2 separate regions of the Homo sapiens genome follow, and region 1 is linked to region 2. Evidence: read pairs that join two places in POLR2A ChIA-PET (ENCODE). Cell type or tissue: K562. All regions are shown on one strand. Each heading gives the region's core, and the rest is flanking DNA. Links, peaks and the distances in the headings are about the cores only. Region 1 overlaps LOC105369350 (a long non-coding RNA gene). Region 2 overlaps EIF1AD (eukaryotic translation initiation factor 1A domain containing).

Region 1 (4,376 bases), core at 377-4,376, 56 kb before region 2:
CTCACTGCAACCTCTGCCTCCCTGATTCAAGCGATTCTCCTGCCTGAGCCTCCCAAAGTAGCTGGGATTACAGGCGCCTGCCACCACACCCTGGTAATTTTTTTGTATTTTTAGCTGAGACGGGGTTTCATCATGTTGACCAGGCTGGTCTCGAACTCCTGACCTCAGGTGATCCACCTGCCTCAGCCTCCCAAAGTGCTGGGATTACAGCTGTGAGCCACTGCACCTGGTCATATTTAAATTTTTGACAGTGTGCATATATTACTTCTATTATCTGAAGAACCAATAAAGATGTTTTCTATCTGTACATGTATTTATTATTTTATTGTATTGTATTTCATTTTATTTTATTTTATTTTATTTTATTTTTTGAGACAGTCTCATTCTGTTGCCCAGGCTGGAGTGCAGTGGTGTGATCTTGGCTCACTGCAGCCTCCACCCCCTGGGTTCAAGCAATTCTCCCATCTCAGCCTCCCGAGTAGCTGGGACTACAGGCATGCACCTCCATGCCCGGCTAATTTTTTTGTATTTTAAGTAGAGACAGGGTTTATCCATGTTGCTTGGGCTGGTCTCAAACTCCGGTGCTCAAGCCATCCTCCTGCCTCAGACTCTCAAAGTGCTGGGATTACAGGCGTGAGCCACTACTCCAGGCTCCCATTGCAGGTTTTAAGCAGAAGTCTTTAAAAAATGGCCCAAGCTGGCCGGGCTCGGTGGCTTACGCCTGTAATCCCAGCACTTTGGGAGGCAGAGGCGGGTGGATCATGAGGTCAGGAGATCGAGACCATCCTGGCTAACACAGTGAAACCCCGCCTCTACTAAAAATACAAAAAATTAGCCGGGCATGGTGGCGGGCGCCTGTAGTCCCAGCTACTCGGGAGGCTGAGGCAGGAGAATGGCGTCAACCCAGGAGGCGGAGCTTGCAGTGAGCCGAGATTGCGCCACTGCACTCCAGCCTGGACGACAGAACAAGAGACTCCATCTCAAAAAAAAAAAAAATGGCCCAGGCTGCTGGGTTGGGAATTGACCATGAAGAAGCAGAAAGTCTATGTAGAAGACAACGGATGTTGAGAATGCTCCAAATAGCTGGTGGTAAGCGTTCAGATTCTGAATGCACTTTGAAATCAGGAACAACTGTTGGATAGGACATAGCATTTCAGAGAGAGAAAAGCCTAGGCTTTTGGTTCGAGAAACTAGAAGGATAGCATAGTCACTAGGCCAAGATGGAGAGGGCTGTGGGGAGGGTCAGGGAGTCAGTTTCAGAGTTGTTGAATGTGAGATGCCTGTTAGACACCTAGATGGAGCAGTGGACTGGGTCATTCGAGTTTGGGAGGCAGGACTCACCTTCTGAGCTTGAGGGAGATGTCTGGACTACAGATAAAAGTGGGGTTCATTGTCTGATAGATTTTATTTAAAATGAGCCTGTCATGCCTGTAATCCCAGCACTTTGGGAGTCTGAAGCAGGAAGATCTCTTGAGCCCAGGGGTTCAAGACCAGCCTGTGCAACATGGCTAGACGTTGTCTCTACAAAAAATACAAAAAATCAGCTGGGCATGGTGGTGCACACCTTTAGTTCCAGCTGCTCAGGAGGCTGAGGCGGGAGTGTCACTTGAGCCCAGGAGGTCGAGGCTGCAGTGAGCCATGATCACGCAACTGCACTCCAGTCAGTCTAGGTGACAGAGTGAGACCTTGTCTCAAAAAAAAAAAAAAACAACCAAAAACCCAAAAACACAAAACCATGGTCCTGGTGAGTCCAGTAAAAGAGGAGCTGTGGCCGGGCGTGGTGGCTCATGCCTGTAATCTCAGCACTTTGGAGGCCGAGGCGGGCGGATCACGAGGTTAGGAGTTCGAGACCAGCCTGGCCAACATAGCGAAACCCCGTCTCTACTAAAAATACAAAAATTAGCCAGGCATGGTGGTTTGCGCCTGTAGTCCCAGCTACTTCGGAGGTTGAGGCAGGAGAATCACTTGAACCTGGGAGGCGGAAGTTGTGGTGAGTCAAGATCTCACCACTGCACTCCAGCCTGGGCAACAGAGTAGCTGTGGACAAAGAAGACAGACGGGGCAGCTGTCCCTCTCCTGCAAGAGGAGGAGGAACTGGCAGAGGAGCTGGGGAAGAGCTGGCCACTGACCTCATGTTAGTGGGAGGGAAGGCATCGGTGATTTTGGCAGGTGCAGGCTCACAGGGTGGTGGGGGTGACAGCCTGCCTGGAGTGGGTTCAAGAAAGAAAGGCAAGGGGGAAATTGACCTTGCCCAGTGAAAACTCTTTCAGAAGGCTTTGCTGCAAAGGGAACACAGAAATGGGGCAGTGTTGAAGAAGGGGAAGTGAGTCAAGAAAGAAGGAACAGTAGTGCTGATGGAAATGATGCCAGAGAGATGAGACATTGCTGATGCAGGAGAGAGTGGGAGGACGGCCGGAGCCACATCGCTGAGCAGGCAATCAGCAAATGAATGAATGTGTGTGAAGCGGTGATAAGAGAAGCAGAGCAAATGGTGGTGCCTATTAGGGACTTAGGGGATCTGGGCAGGGAGGGCTTCTTTGGCAGGTGTCATTTTAGCAGAAACCTAGAGGTCCTGAAGGAGTAAGCCATGTGGATTCTGGGGAGAGAGCATTTCAGGAAGAAGAAACAGTCGGTGCAAAGGGCCTTAGGGCAGACTGGCTGGCGTACCGAAGGGAGAGTGTGGTTGGATCGGAGTGAGAAGGGATCATGGTGGCACTTGTGAGCAAACACCTGTGAAACATGCAGGACCTAGTGGGCCAGTAAGGACTTTGCCTTTTACTCAGCGAGACCCAGGACCCATCACAGGCGTGATGGACTCTGTTTTTTTTTTTTTGTTTTTTTTTTTTAGTTAAGGTCTTGCTCTGTTACCCAGGCTGGAGTGCAGTGGTGCAATCAGGGCTCATTCTGCCTCCTGGGCTCAAGTGGTCCTCCTACCTTAACTTCTCTAGTAGCTGAGATCACAGGCATACTCCACCACACCTGGCTAATTTTAGTATTATTTTTTGTAGAGAAGGGGTTTGCCATGTTGCTCAGGCTGGCCTCGAACTCCTGGCCTCAAGCCATCCGCCTGCCTCAGCCTCCTAAAGTGCTGGGATTACAGGTGTGAGCCACTGCGTCCAGCTGGGCTCTATTCTTCACAGAATCACACTGGTTGCTGAGTAGAGAATGGTATCAGGACAAAAGCAAAAACCGGGAGGTTGGGTGTGGTGGCTCACGCCCATAATCCCAGCACTTTGGGAGGCTGAGGCAGGTGGATGGCTTGAGGCCAGGAGTTCGAGGCCAGCCTGGGAAATATAGTGAGCTCCCATGTCAATAAAAAATAAATAAATAAGCAAAAGCCGGAGATTAAGCGTTACTGAAATGATCCAGAAGAGAGAGGGTGTTGGTTTGGAGAAGTGCTGGATTCTGCATGTATTTCAAAGGTGGAGCTGGTAGGGTTTGCTAAGGCATTAGGGGCAGAATGTGAGTCAAACGAAAGAGTCAAGGATCATGCCAGGGCGTTGACCTGAGCAACAGGAATCTCAGACATGCCCCTGACTGGGATGAGGCAGGCCAGTAGTCTGACCTTCAGCATGTCAAGTTGAAATGCTTATTTATCCAAGTGGGGATGTCAGATGGGCCACTGGATATTTAAGTATGGGAGAGGTCAGGCTGAGATACGTAAACCTGGGGACGGGTGGAAAACAGCAGGTGCTGGCCTGGCGCAGTGGCTCATGCCTGTAATCCCAATGCTTTGGGAGGCCGAGGCAGGCCAGGAGTTCAAGACCAGCCTGGACAACATGGCAAAACCCCATCTCTACCAAAAAATATAAAAATTAGCCGGGCATAGTGGCGCGTACCTGTAGTCCCAGCTACTCGGGTGGCTGAGGTGGGAGGATCACTTGAGCCTGGGAGGTTGAGGCTGCAGTGAGCTGTAATGGCACTACTGCACTCCAGCCGGGGTGACAGAGTGAGACTCTGTCTCAGAAAGCAAGCAGCAGGTGGCTTTTAAGGCCATCAGACTGGATGAGCTCACTTAGGGAGGGAGTGTGGTAAAGGAAAGAGGTCTGTATGCACCTCATGAGAATATCAACCTGAGAAACCCAGACCTGCCCTCTGCCAAGGAAGAAAGTGGCCCAGAGTTCTGGACTGTCCAGGAAATCACCTGGGGTTGAGGTCTGGAAGGGGCTCCGTTTCTGAAAGTGAAGCTGCCTACATGTGCCTTCCACTGGGCCCCAGGTGTGGGAGAAGGATGGCAGCCCCCTAGAAAGAAAAGAGTTTGCATATTTTGGGTGGCAAAAGAGCTTCACCCGGAGCAGCACTATTTAGGATATTTACATTGGATGTGCTCATTGTGAGGTGCCACTGGGATGGAGTCTGAGAGCAGAAGAGGAGCC
Region 2 (4,363 bases), core at 1-4,000:
AAACTCCTAAGACTAAACCAAATTGGAAGTAAAGGCCCATTTGAAGACCACACCACCTTACCAAAGAACATACCTCATTTCTGGACAGGAAGATGAAAAACTGTTAATTTTTCTACAATATTTATTTAAACAAAACTAAAAATAAACTGTTAAGATACCACTTCTTGGGTGGACATAGTGGCTCACGCCTGGAATCCCAGCCCTCTGGGAGGCTGAGGCGGGAGGATGGCTTGCCCAGGAGTTTGAGACCAGCCTGGGCAACATAATAAGACTGGCTCTACAAAAAAAAAAAAAAAAAAAAATAGAAAAAGAAAAATTAGCCCGATGTGGTGGTGCACACCTGTGGTCCCAGCTACGCAGTAGGCTGAGGTAGAAGGATCGCTTGAGCCCAGGAGGTGGAGGCTGCAATGAGCCATGATTGCATCACTGTGTTCCAGCCTGGGTGACAGGAGTGAAACCCTGTCTCAAAAAAATAAAAGTTGAAACTCCGTCTCTACTAAAAATACAAAAATTAGCCGGGTGTAGTGGCAAGTGTCTGTAGTCCCAGCTATGGAGAGGCTGAGGCAGGAGAATCGCTTGAACCTGGGAGGCGGAGGTTACAGCGAGCTGAGATCACGCCACTGCACTCCAGCCTGGGTGACAAAGCAAGACTGTCTCAAAAAAAAAAAAAATGCAGTATGGGCACACGGATCAATAGGACAGATTAGAAATTCCAAAAAAGATCCATATATATGCAGGAATTTATGTTTTAAAAGATATTTCTGGCCAGGCGTGGTGGCTCATGCCTGTAATCCCAGCACTTTGGGAGACCAAGGCAGGCAGATCACGAGGTCAGGAGACTGAGACCATCCTGGCTAACAACGGTGAAACCCCATCTCTACTAAAAATACAAAAAATTAGCCGGGCGTGGTGGTGGGTGCCTGTAGTCCCAGCTACTCAGGAGGCTGAGGCAGGAGAATGGCGTGAACCCGGGAGGCAGAGCTTGCAGTGAGCCGAGATGGCGCCACTGCACTCCAGCCTGGGCAACAGAGCGAGACTCCGTCTCAAAAAAAAAAAAAAAGAAATATTTCCAGTGAGCAAAGAATGAACCTTTCAAGAAATAGTACAGGGACAAGTGACTTTCCCTTTAGGGAAAGTTTGCTACCTCTCAGAAAAAACAAACTTCAGATGAATTAAAGATAGATACACACACATACATATCTTTAACCCATCTCGTTTATTTTTTGTATATACATCTACATACATTTTATACATTATATTCATATATACATATATACAAATGTATATATGTTTAAAGCCACGCTATAAGAGAAAGTAAATGAGAAACAGACAAATGAAGTGGTAGCTGGAGGACGTGGGAATCAGTACAGGTTTTCACGCCTGTTTCAGAAATGGGAGATTCTACAGCACGCTCGACACTAACACATCACATCCATAACATATCACATCCAATAGACAGGACAGCCAAAAACACAAAACAAAAAAAGAATCAAATACCCACACCCAGACACAATACTCAACAACACAAATACCCGACCAAAGTCTTTAAGAAAGCAAAAGAGGCCGGGCACAGTGGCTCACACCTGTAATCCCAGCACTCTAGGAGGCCAAGGTGGGTGGACCACTTGAGGTCAGGAGTTCGAGACCAGCCTGGCCAACATGGCAAAACCTCGTCTCTACTGAAAATATAAAAATTAGCCAGGCATGGTGGCACACGCCTGTAATCCCAGCAGTTTGGGAGGCTGAGGCAGGAGGCTCATTTAAGGTCAGGAGTTCGAGACCAGCCCGGGCAACATGGCAAAACCCCGTCTCTACTAAAAATACAAAAAGTTAGCCAGGTGTGGTGGTGCACGCCTGTAGTCCAAGCTACTCGGGAGGCTGAGGCAGGAGAGTTACTTGAACCCAGTAGGTGAAGGTTACAGTGAGCCGAGATCACACCACTGCACTCCAGCCTGAGCAACACAGGGAGACACTCTCTCAAAAAAAAAAAAAAAAAAAAAAAGATAGTCTCCAAAACACAAGAGGTAAGGTTTAAGTCCCATTGGCTTACGACAGGAAGATATGTGCACATCTGCAGAGCTGGTAACAGGGAGGCAGGCATTCCCTCTGATGGTTGCTGTTTCTTAATGAGGCATGTGTTGTGGTAACTACCACAAGGGGGAATTGATAGATAAGACAGAAGTTTTGAAACAGACATCCCAGAGTAGATCTGCTGGGCAGTGCTTAGTGTCCATCTGAGGTTTGTAATGATAAACGTAAGGTACAACTGGTGGCCAGGCTGGCTGTTTTCTCACCTAATGATGGTGACTTGGGTTTGGGCACAGAGGTGAATGATTGGGTTTACCCAGGGTTAGGGTTTTACTAGCGGAACAGAATGGAGGGAGACAGAGGGGTGTAGGGTGGACTACGGAATTGATGCTACACAAGAGGGAAGTGAAGGCAGAAGGTTACTCATGAGAATGTCAGGGCTGGTTAGAAGAATGAAGGGTGAGGGTGGAAAAGCAGCCTCTATTTAAAAGGTTATAAGACAATCAATGTCCTCAGGGAATAATCAGGTTTCAAATAAAGTCAGGAGATGGATGGACCATTCAAAACAAAGTTAAGGATAGAGAGATTTGCCAGCCACCTTCTGGAAGTGATAGATGGTGCAGAGTGGGAGAGATGAGGTCGTATGTGGGGATGGACACAGTAGCTGGAGGTGAGCACTCCCGTACACAGGGTGACTAGAAAGGCGGGGAGAACAGCACGAGGCACCATGGGCTCCTGAGCGTCTCTTAGAGGCAGGTGGGTGTTAGGTCCTAGGGCTGTCATCCTGAATGCTTAAATTGGTATGAACTGCAAGCAGGCAAGGAAGCAGGAGTGCTCCCAGCTGTTAAACACATGCAAGAAGGCCCAGAGCACGGCCTGGCACTTTCTAAGTGCCCAATAAGAAAGAACAAACCACCTGGGAAAGACTCCAGCCATTTCCCATTTCCTCCCCATTCAGCCCACCCACCCACAAGGTCTCTAATAAATAGGGAGCAGTTTTTCACTTCATCACAATCTCCCTCCCCCGAGAGAGCCACTCAGACACCAGAACAAGTCACCAACCCACCAGGGGTTTAATTCTCTGAATCAAAAGATCAGTTCAGAGAGGAGCCCTGCTTTGTCCTCATGCAGGGGTGAAGATGTGCAGAGCACCCTGGGAATGTCCAAGCCCAGAAGAGCCAGGGGCCAGTCCCTGAGCAAGTGGAGAATTGGGTCCTGGAGTCTCAGGCTGCCTCCTCCTCTTCACTCTCCTCCTCACTCTCATGATACTGTCTGCGGTTTGTGTTAACAAACAGGTCAGAATCATCTTCTGAGCTGGACTCCTCTCCTGATAACTGTGGCTCAGCTGGGAGTTCTGGTTGAGTTTGTCTGCACGAAGGGAAGAGAGCAGGGTTAGCCCAGCGCCTTCTGGGAAAATAATATCTACAATCAAGGAGTTCCAAAAAAAGGACCATCCGGCCCAGCAGTCAGGGCCCTACAGCACCCTTTAAAGACTCAAACAAGGGACACAGGAGAGCAAACAGTGGGGAAACGTGGCCAAAGAAACAGGCTAAAGACTGACCCCACTCCCCAAACGTGTGCCACAGCCATTTGTTTTAGTTAGAAATAATGATTCTACGACCACCAACTAACACTTAATGGACCCATATCACATAACAGATACTGCACTAAGCAATTTTACAAGCCATCCACTTCTTTAATCCTCACAAAGCTCCCATTTTACATATAAGAAAATAGAGTTTGAAGGAATTAAATAACGTGCTTAAAGTCATTCAGCTTTAAGTGGCAAAGCCAAGATTTTAACCCAGAGCATCTGACCTTCAAACCCCATTCATAACCATGTTATACCACATGCTTAGGAGCTCTCAACAGATACCCTATGTAAGGAGGAAAGAAGGCTCTATTTTTCCCTCAAGGCACCAAAGCATGAACCCCTTATTTTCCATGTACCCCACCCCAAGGCTTGTTCCTCACCTGTTCCTGTTGTTGTGTTTCTCAGCCACTTCAGAGAAGGCCTCAGGCCTATGCCAAGAGATGAGCCAAAGTCAGAAAGGACAAATAAATTTCTCACAAAAGAGCTGCTTCCAGCTGTGTCTGCCTGGGATGCCATGACCTTCCCTCCCCTAATTCCCAAGCTAGGAAGGCAATGCCTCCAGAAGCCAGACAGCCAATGATCAAGGGGACCACCTACCAAAACCCCTCCTTCTGCAGAGAGCGCACGTGGTCCTTGCAGAGCACAAACGAGATTTCAGCCTTCACCTTTTCTCCCTCTTCAATGGGGTCAACAATGAGAAAGTCCCCTGTAGATAAGAAGAGAAAAGGCAAAGTCAGGCCT

The links. ChIA-PET counts read pairs that join two places held together with the same protein. Peaks named below come from ENCODE experiments on the same cell type or tissue, not always from the same donor. Only the 100,000 strongest peaks of a DNase experiment are listed, where the experiment ranks them.
Region 1: POLR2A ChIA-PET joins it to region 2 with 7 read pairs; 11 of 35 experiments call an interaction of 5 or more read pairs at or near these places.

What each region holds. Positions count from the first base shown.
Region 1 is chr11:65,939,181-65,943,556 of GRCh38, forward strand. The region is part of intron 1 of LOC105369350 (a long non-coding RNA gene); the gene reads right to left. Among named protein-coding and RNA genes, the nearest start is that of TSGA10IP, 4.1 kb to the right of the region's middle. RefSeq lists an enhancer at 1,838-2,337 and a silencer at 2,308-2,531. In K562, for the core only: no CTCF peak of the experiment used is centred there; a DNase peak (open chromatin) is centred at 2,441.
Region 2 is chr11:65,995,348-65,999,710 of GRCh38, forward strand. It overlaps EIF1AD (eukaryotic translation initiation factor 1A domain containing), which reads right to left. Exons shown (of 6, transcript NM_001242481.2): 4 at 4,220-4,328; 5 at 4,003-4,050; 6 at 1,198-3,396. The coding sequence ends at 3,252. Among named protein-coding and RNA genes, the nearest start is that of EIF1AD, 4.6 kb to the right of the region's middle. In K562, for the core only: no CTCF peak of the experiment used is centred there; a DNase peak (open chromatin) is centred at 2,153.